Regions from separate parts of the Mus musculus genome. Here regions 1 and 2 are each linked to region 3. Evidence: chromatin contacts called from ENCODE POLR2A ChIA-PET data. All regions are on one chromosome and are shown on one strand. Each heading gives the region's core, a stretch centred on a gene start or an enhancer-like site at or near the end of the contact. The rest is flanking DNA. Distances are from core to core; before and after follow the strand shown.

Region 1 (2,766 bases), core at 6-2,505, 95 kb after region 3:
ATTTTACTTTATTTTATTTTGACAAGGTCTCACTATTCAGTCCTCACTACCTAGAACTCTGTGCAGACCAAGCCAGCCTTGAGCTCACAGAGATCAGCCTGCTTCTGTACCCCAAGCACTAAGATTAAAGGCCACGCTCAGCTTTTCCCTTCTTTTAAAAGAGTCAAAGGGCTGGAGAGACGGCTCAGCGGTTAAGAGTACTGGCTGCTTTTCCAGAGGACCTGAGTTCAATTCCCAGCAACTACACGATGGCTCACAACCATCCATAAGGGATCTGATGCCCTCTTCTGGCACACAAGTGTACATGCAGACAGAGCACTCATTTACCTAAAATAAATCTTTAAAAAAAAAGTGTCCAGTTGTTCCATCTCCTGACATTTCCAAGCCATAGCTTCTCTCAAATGATCAGAGACCTTTGATTCCTGGGAGGCAGAGGCAGGTGGATCTCTGAGTTCAAAACTAGCCCCCCTGATAGACATAGTGAGTTTCAGGCCAGCCTTAGCTAGACAGTGAGGCCCTAGCTCAAGTTAGATAAAAACAGAATGAAGTCAGAATTTCCTTTAAAGAGCCTTGTCTAAGAGGCCATGGAGCCTCAAAACTGGACCGAAGGAAATGTTCATTATTTACTGTTCGGATCCAACCGATTATTCTTCAATTCCAAGGAGTGTTTGTGTAGGACTGATTAGACAGAATAATATACTGTCTCCAGCTGGGTGTAGTGGCAGGAACCTGTAACTTCTCTCATCAAGGAAGCTGAAATAGGAAGCCTGCTGTGAGTTCAGGGTCAGCCTGGGCTACATGGTGACTCCAGGCCATCTTGGGCTACATAAGACTTTGTATAAAAGGTACCATATGTCTTTAATCTCAGAACTCAGGAGGCAGAGGCAGGATGAACTGTTTGAGATGCAGTCAGTCAGGTCTACATAGCAAGTTCCAAGCCATCCAGAGGTGCACAGTGAGACCCAGTCTCAAATAGCTAAATAAATTGAAGGGATAAAAAGGAAAACAAACAAACAAACTACAGCTTCCAGTAGGCACTACTTTGAAACAACGGAAAGGGTGTGTAGGCACCGCTGCACCTGTATCGTGGAACACAAACTACAACTCCCAGGGTAACAACATCTCAGCAGGGTGAGAGGCGTGACTGAACGAACTCTCACAGGAGGCGGAACCAGTCCGGAGCCACCCAGACAGCTTCCAGAAAGGGCGTGGACATGTGACCACCAGGAAGTTACCTGTAGAATCTTTTATGTTGCTTTCTGTCCACCACCTTTGAAGCTACCCCTTCATCGGAAAGCCGCGGACCAATAAGCCCTTCTCAAAAAGAGGTAAAGGGAGGTGGGCAAAGGCTCGTGGTAAAGATTGGCTATTGTATTCCCAGGAGGGACCAAATAGCCTTTTTTTTTTTTTTTAACCTGCTGAGTCAGGTGAACCGATTTACCGTGGGGCAACCTGCTTAGAAAAAACCGAAGGCAATAGTCATTTGTTCATCAGGAAGACTAAATACAGATCACATCATCTCCAAGACCCACTTGTGGCCTGTCTGTAACCCTTGATCTGCCTCAGAGGGAGGGGAAAACTGGACAAGTTTGGGGCCGCAAAAGAAAGGCCTGCCAAAGCTAACTGCACCAAACGCTAGCGAAGCATGGCTTCCACCGTCTGGGGGGGTGCCCCCTGGTGGGGACCACCGCCCCCAGCCCCAGCCCGGCCTCTCACAGACATAGATTTCTGCTCGGGCGCCCAGCTGCAGGAGCTCACTCAGTTAATTCAGGAGCTCCGTGTTCAGGAGAGTTGGAGTGAAGGGCCCAAGCCTGGAGCTGATCTTCTCCGAGCCAAGGATTTTGTCTTCGCTCTACTCGGTAAGTGTGGGAATTTGCAAACCCCAGCCTCGCCATTTCCTGCCCCGACTTTGAACCAGGATACCTTCACGACCCTTTCTCTTCTTTAGGTCTGGTTCACCGCCAAGACCCTCGTTTTCCACCCCAGGCAGAACTCTTGCTGCTTCGTGGTGGGATTCGCGAAGGTTCCCTAGATTTAGGGCACGCCCCCTTAGGTCCCTACTCCCGGGGACCTCATTATGATGCCGGCTTTACACTCCTTGTGCCTGTGTTTTCTCTGGATGGCACTGGGCCCGAGCTGCTACTGGATCTGGAATCCTGTTCTGCATGGCTCCGCCTTCCAGAACTGATGCGTGGAATTTTGGTCCGGGAGGCCTGGCAGGATTGCTTAGGACCTCCTGTCCCAGAAGAAAGTGATATGACTCACCAAACCCATAGCAAAGAGAGTCCCACCGACCGGGAAAACTCTGTAGATCCGTCACATGATTATGTCCCTGAACCTGAGCCACACATGTCTTTGCAAAAATCATCTAGTGACCTTTCAGAGTCCCAATCGTCTTATAAGGACATTACCAATCCTGAAACTCCTGAGCCATTGGAAACACTGAGCAGCGACGCCTTGGACGCCGACGAAAGCCAAGTCCCAAAGCCGTCGGAGGCTCCAAAGGCATGGCCCACATTATGCCCGACCCAAGTAACTTCCTGGTTCTTCGTTAAGTTGGCTGAGGTTGCTGAGTCCCTGATCCCGGTCCCAGGCGCCCCACGGCTAGTTCATGCAGCTCGTCACGCAGGTGTCACCACGGTCCTCCTGGCAACTCCAGAGCCCCCACGCCACCTCCTGCTCTTCGACTTGATCCCGGTGGTGACCGTGACAGGCTGGCCTGACACGGCTCGGAGCCACTCGTGGGCGGGTCCACTGGTCTCTGAA
Region 2 (2,717 bases), core at 98-2,597, 80 kb before region 3:
GAGGGCATGTTCATTAAGAAGTGATGGTAAGCCAGGCGTGATGGCGCACGCCTTTGATACCAGCACTGGGGAGGCAGAGGCAGGTGGATTTCTGAGTTCGAGGCCAGCCTGGTCTACAAAGTGAGTTCCAGGACAGCCAGGGCTGGGGGCAGGGGCGGCGGGGAGGAATGGTAGCTGAAACAATGTTTACCTTGGAGAAAAGCTTGAGGGAGAGAACCCAGAGATACCTGGGTTCATCCAAACAGTCTCTACACTCCAAGTATCCCTTCATAATCGCTAGAGTCGCCTGGAGAAACATGCCCACCTTCAGATGCAAGCTCTCCAGCTAACAGCCAGCTTGTCTAATGAGACACCCAACTTTAATGTGCATCTGACAACTAAAGATGCCTATTGGAAAAGCATCGTTTTCTGTCCCAGGGTCTTAATAATAAGCCCATACACACAAGCTAGAGAATTCCAGAGCCTTTTTGGAGGAGCTCCTTCACACCCAAGGCTTTTCCTCAAGTTCCAATTCCTGCTCCATATGCCCTTCTACCCACCCACACCACTGACAAAGGAGTCTGACTTTCAACAGGAGGGTCTTTCCAAAGCCCATATCAATAGTTCTGGCTACCAGCAAACAGGTGTTCCCGGCCTCTTCTTTCTTTAGCAACAACTCTAGCTTTCGTAAGGAGAGCACCATTCTAGCCCCCGAGAACTGCCAAATCCTATCCCATTTAGGCAGATTAAGAAAGAAAGCAAACCCAGTAAAAATCATGGTTCTTTTATTAAGGGCTGAACCTTGCTTAAAGGTGTCCTACTTCTCCAGCGGGTAAAGCTCTGGCCAAGGCTCCCTTCCTAGGCCCAAAGCAGAGGCCCAGCACTATCCAAAATTCCGCGAGCACCGCGGACAGAGGACCCCACCACTGGCAGCACCCAAGCAAACTCACCGTGCGGATCTGCCTCCGCAAAAGGTAAATAAAGAAGCTCCAGAGCTTGGCGGCGAAGGCCACGAACGTGCGCAGCCCCAGCAGACACTGCGTCCGCATCATCCCGATGACCCCGGCACCGCCGGCCCCGGGGCCCCCGCGGCCCAGCTCCGCCAGCCCCCCGGGGGCAGCCCCCCGCCGCAGGGAGGGGGAACGGGGGCCCCGAGCGGCAGGAGAGGCTGCAGAGATGAGCACGGAGTGGGTGGCTTAGAAAGCCACCCCCAGCGAAGGGAAAGCCCAGCGGAACCGGGAACTGGGGGACTGGCGTGGGCAGCCCGCGGGGGCCCACATGAGCGGGAAGTGGCACCGACGACTTCGCGTGGGCTGCAGGCCGAAACAGGTCGGGCTAGGACAGGGTCCTCTGAGACCAGGAGGGAAGGGGATGGAGAATTGGGGGAGGGGGCAGTGGGGGAGGGGGCTAGGGAAAAGGGAGGGAGGGAGATGGGAGGGGAAGGGGGAAGCGAAGGGTGGCCTTCTGCGCAGGCGCGCTAGGGGTCTGCCCCGGGAAGGGGGCGGGCGGGGGCGGCGGCGGCGCGCGGTGGGCCGCGGCGATTCTCGGGGGCCCCCTGGGCGCAGGAGCTGGGGAGGAGGGGGAGGGGGAGCCGAAGGGCACGGATCGCTGGGCCGGAGTGGCCTCCCCCTCCCCGAGGTCAGGATCGCTTAGCCGCTGAGGAGCGGGGCTGCAGCCTCTGCAGCTAGGCTTCCCACTCTGACAGGCGCCATTTTACCGCCCAAAGGGCTCCCTCCTCTCTTCCCTCCTCCTCTTCCCCTCTGACATTACTTCCGGTAGTGACGTGTATTCACTTCCCCGGGATTGCTGTTTCCCTCAATTCATTCTGAGGAGGGAGGGGAAAGTTAAGGAAAGCTCTCTGCTCTGACCCCGGGGTGCAGCGTTACGCACGCGCACTAGGTTACTGCGGGGCGGGACCTGGAGAGAAGCCAGGCGCCGTGTGGGCGGGGCCGAGTGACATCATTTATTCCCAGGTTCGAACCTTCTTCGGGATTGGAGCTCGTGAGACCTCTGTCCTTGTCCCCATCCCACTGATAACTGTTCCAACGGCCCTTCTGGCTCCAGTCATGGTGCAAGAGTAGATTAAGGATGTTGTCTCTAGGACTGTGTACAGAGACTCTGGAGCGGCCCCTCCGTGTAAGCCCCCTGAGAATACGGAGCATAAAAAAACCAGGCTCCTCTTTCCGGACTTTGCGGTCCTTTAAGGTTGGAAGCAATCGTAAGTGCCCCGCCTCCTCGGTGGTGACGACATCAGAAGGCGTCCTGAGGCGTCAGAGATGCTGGACTCGTTGTTGGCCATCGGTGGTTTGGTGCTTTTGCGAGGTGAGGGATCAAGGCATGCGGTGGTAGCCTTGGGCTTGGCTGAAGGAGCGGGAGCCTGGAGGACCCGCTGGGGATGGATACCCAGCTAGGGGTGGAAGTCGTGGTCGGAGCCCTGAGGGCTCAGTAGGTCTCACCCATCCTTGGCTCTCCCCAGATTCCGTGGAGTGGGAAGGGCGTAGTCTCCTGAAGGCTCTTATCAAGAAATCTGCACTTCGGTGAGTTAGCCCACAGTTTCTCCTCTCCTTCCCGGAAAGGGAGCCGGTACCCCCACTCTTCAATATATTTCCTTCATCTCTGCCTTAGTGGGGAGCAGGTCCACGTTCTGGGCTGTGAAGTGAGCGAAGAAGAGTTTCGCGAAGGTTTCGACTCTGATGTCAACAGCCGGTGAGTATACATTAAAACAGGTTTCATTCGGA
Region 3 (2,787 bases), core at 152-2,651:
TGTGCCGGCTCGCTATCGGTACCTGGAGGCTCGGTTGGAGATGCAGACCTTCTGGCAGTCCTACCGCTTCTCCCTCCCGTCCCCTCCCACTCCCCTCCACACCTCGTTTCAGCTGCCCCGGCTTTGCACCTTGCGGTCGATGCGGACGGTGAAGACGCGTCCATCGCGCAAGGGTTCTCGGCTCAGCACCAGCCCGTGGTTAAACTCTTGGCCCGGCTGCTGCCGCCGCGCCGTGCGCCCGCAGGCCGACAGGCTGACCAAGCGCCCGGTGCGCGGGTGCAGCTCCCCGCCACCGCCGAGACCCCCGCCGGACCCCAGGCCTGGTCCGCTGCTGCCAGGGCCCCCACCCCCGCCGGGCCCCGGTCCTGGCCCGGGGCCCGCCCCAGAGCCCCCACTCCCACCCGACCCCGCCGCCATCGCCGCTGATACCGCGGCCGCGCGACAGCCGCGCTTGGCGGCACCGTGGCAACCGCGGCGGCCAGACGCCCTGGGGGAATACGGCCGGGGGGCTGGGGCCTGGTGTGCTTTACGGCACTGAAGCGTCCGCAGCTAAGGAACCGAGGTCTCTCACGAGGGGAACGGAAGGACGACGGGGTCGGGGGACTGCTTTACGGCCCAGCGGGACGACAGAGGCTACGAGAGCCGGGAAGATTTGGGCTGCTTTTGCGACAGTGGATGGCAGAATCGCCCGCCGCAGGCGTCTTTGCGACGAAGGCGTGCTGGCGCCCAGATACACTTTGCGACGTCGCCCGGCGCCTTGGACCCAACCCTTGTTAGGGAAAAGCGACATATTAGAGCATTCGCCTTAACGCAAGGGCTGGTGGCTTCCCCTAACACCGCACGCTTTAAGGCGATGGAAGTAAACGCTATCTTCGGGACAGAGAAAAAGTAGTTTTATAAATCCAAGTCTCAGCCCTTCACAGTGCCGAGGCCGGAAATGTCGCAATCCGATCACGCATCACACCTCTCCTTGACCCAGTCTCGCACCTCACCCCGCTCCGGCCCCACAGACTTTGCATCACACCTCTCCTACCCGCACACATTTCAAGGCCAACTTGAGCTCTGTGCCAATGAAACTCTTAAATCTTAAAAGTTACTAATAAAAATCCTAGCGGTGTCCCGTTGGGTAATCTCAAGGGACAGAGCGGACACCTCTGAGAGGTTACCTGAGAGCTATTAACAGAACCCAGCCCTACTCAGGCTCTCCCTGGTGTTGCGGGGCTGTGACATCACAAGGCTCCTCACCGCTGGCCAGGCCCCTTGACTGTGATTGGTTGATTCGGAGAAGGGCGGTGATGGAGAAGGGCGGGAACAAATTACAGAGACAAAGAAAGTCTTGGGGTGTAACAATAAGGGAAGGGTGTGCGGAGGAACTCCCAGGCTGAAGTCTGATAGTCGACCTTTCACCTGCCTCAGCGCCAGGGAGAAGAGGCAGAGGAGGTCCGGTCTGACCCGGAGCCCCCAGCGCCCACCGCCCGCCGCGATGGGGGCAGGGCCAACGGGCAGGGCTATGTGCAGCTAGAAGGGTAGGCAGTGGAATTGAAGTGGTTACCAAGTTGAGCTATGGAGAAGCCGGAGTCTCTCGCACCTGTTAGTGGCCTCAGTGCAGAATCCCCTGGGGGGGTTTCTAGGGCAGTACCTGGCAGTGCCAGAGGTATGCAAACAGACACCGGATTACCCCCCGGAGTAGCCTTGCTTCGCGGTCCTGGCTCCCTCTTGCATTCCGGGAACCCTGTAGTCCGCAGTCCTGGTCCAATTCAGCCCTCTGAAGGGGCAGTGACCCTCAATTCAGGACCCGCTCCGCAACTTCAGGAGGTTGCAAGCCTTGGGTCCAGCACATCCCCTGGCACTGGAACTGGTGCAACTAAGGCGTCCACCCCCGGGCCGGAGGAGGCTAAAGTGTACAGCTCGGAGAGTAGTACACACTCCGGGACATCTTTCACGGAGCGGCCTCGGAGCATCCTAAAAAACAGCAGCTCCATTTTGATAAAGAAACCCCCCGGTTCGGAGAAGTAAGCAACTCAGCTGGTTTTTTTTTTTTTTTTGTTTTTTTGTTTTTTTTTTTTTTAATGGTTTTAGAGCTTTATTGTAGAAAGGCAGGGGGAAAGAGCGAGGGAAGGAGGGCTAGAGAGTAAGAAAGGTGAGAGCTTAAATAGCAGCAACTCAGCTTTTAGCCAGCAGCCCTGAGACGGGAGGGAGGGAGGAGTTCAGGACACCTTGAGCTGAAGCCAAGAAAAAAACAGAGTCCCAAGGCCCTGGTTAGGGAGAGGTGGTGAGGTCAAATAGGTTGGAAATCTGAAGTTCCATGACTTGGAGAGGGCAGCAGGTGTCACAGGAATCCTGGCCACACAGCACTGATTATCACTGGGTATCTGGCTCCCATCCTAGCCTCTACGAGGGAATATAAGAAGAATTTTTTGAATGCCGGGAAGAATGAAGGAGACCTCTCTGTTAGGAGAGGGTCGCCAGAAGAGCTTCCTCCTTTGCTCCTTCCCTCACCTTAGGAAGTCTCAGCGCTGGGATGAAATGAACATCTTGGCTACCTACCACCCTGCTGACAAAGACTATGGCTTTATGAAGGCGGATGAGCCCAGAACCCCCTACCACAGGTGCTAAGCCCTAGCTTTTGAGCCTAAACTGTATTCTAACATGTGGCTATGAGGAAGAGGCAGAGAAGCCTCGGGGCACAAACACTGCCTCCTCCTCCTCCTCCTCCTCCTCTGCAGGCTGCAGGACACCGATGAGGACCCATCTGCAGAATCTTCTCTCAAGGTGACTCCTCAGTCA

Evidence for each region. ChIA-PET counts read pairs that join two places held with the same protein, here RNA polymerase II (POLR2A).
Region 1: POLR2A ChIA-PET joins it to region 3 with 10 read pairs in embryonic stem cell. The contact joins the promoter of Tmem102 here to the promoter of 2810408A11Rik in region 3. POLR2A ChIA-PET finds 5 or more read pairs at or near these places in 3 of 5 experiments (Patski and embryonic stem cell).
Region 2: POLR2A ChIA-PET joins it to region 3 with 20 read pairs in Patski. The contact joins the promoter of Ctdnep1 here to the promoter of 2810408A11Rik in region 3. POLR2A ChIA-PET finds 5 or more read pairs at or near these places in 3 of 5 experiments (Patski and embryonic stem cell).

The regions. Positions count from the first base shown.
Region 1 is chr11:69,804,113-69,806,878 of GRCm38, reverse strand. Tmem102 (transmembrane protein 102) reads left to right here and starts at 1,255. Exons shown (of 2, transcript NM_001033433.4): 1 at 1,255-1,859; 2 at 1,949-2,766. The coding sequence starts at 1,646. G630025P09Rik (RIKEN cDNA G630025P09 gene) reads right to left here. Exons shown (of 1, transcript NR_027913.1): 1 at 841-2,766.
Region 2 is chr11:69,979,798-69,982,514 of GRCm38, reverse strand. Ctdnep1 (CTD nuclear envelope phosphatase 1) reads right to left here and starts at 1,347. Exons shown (of 8, transcript NM_026017.2): 1 at 930-1,347. The coding sequence starts at 1,031. It overlaps Elp5 (elongator acetyltransferase complex subunit 5), which reads left to right and starts at 1,280. Exons shown (of 9, transcript NM_018740.2): 1 at 1,280-1,308; 2 at 1,953-2,301; 3 at 2,456-2,516; 4 at 2,605-2,685. The coding sequence starts at 2,256.
Region 3 is chr11:69,899,528-69,902,314 of GRCm38, reverse strand. 2810408A11Rik (RIKEN cDNA 2810408A11 gene) reads left to right here and starts at 1,401. Exons shown (of 9, transcript NM_001382461.1): 1 at 1,401-2,012; 2 at 2,505-2,609; 3 at 2,727-2,787. The coding sequence starts at 1,564. Neurl4 (neuralized E3 ubiquitin protein ligase 4) reads right to left here and starts at 499. Exons shown (of 29, transcript NM_001013414.3): 1 at 130-499. The coding sequence starts at 417.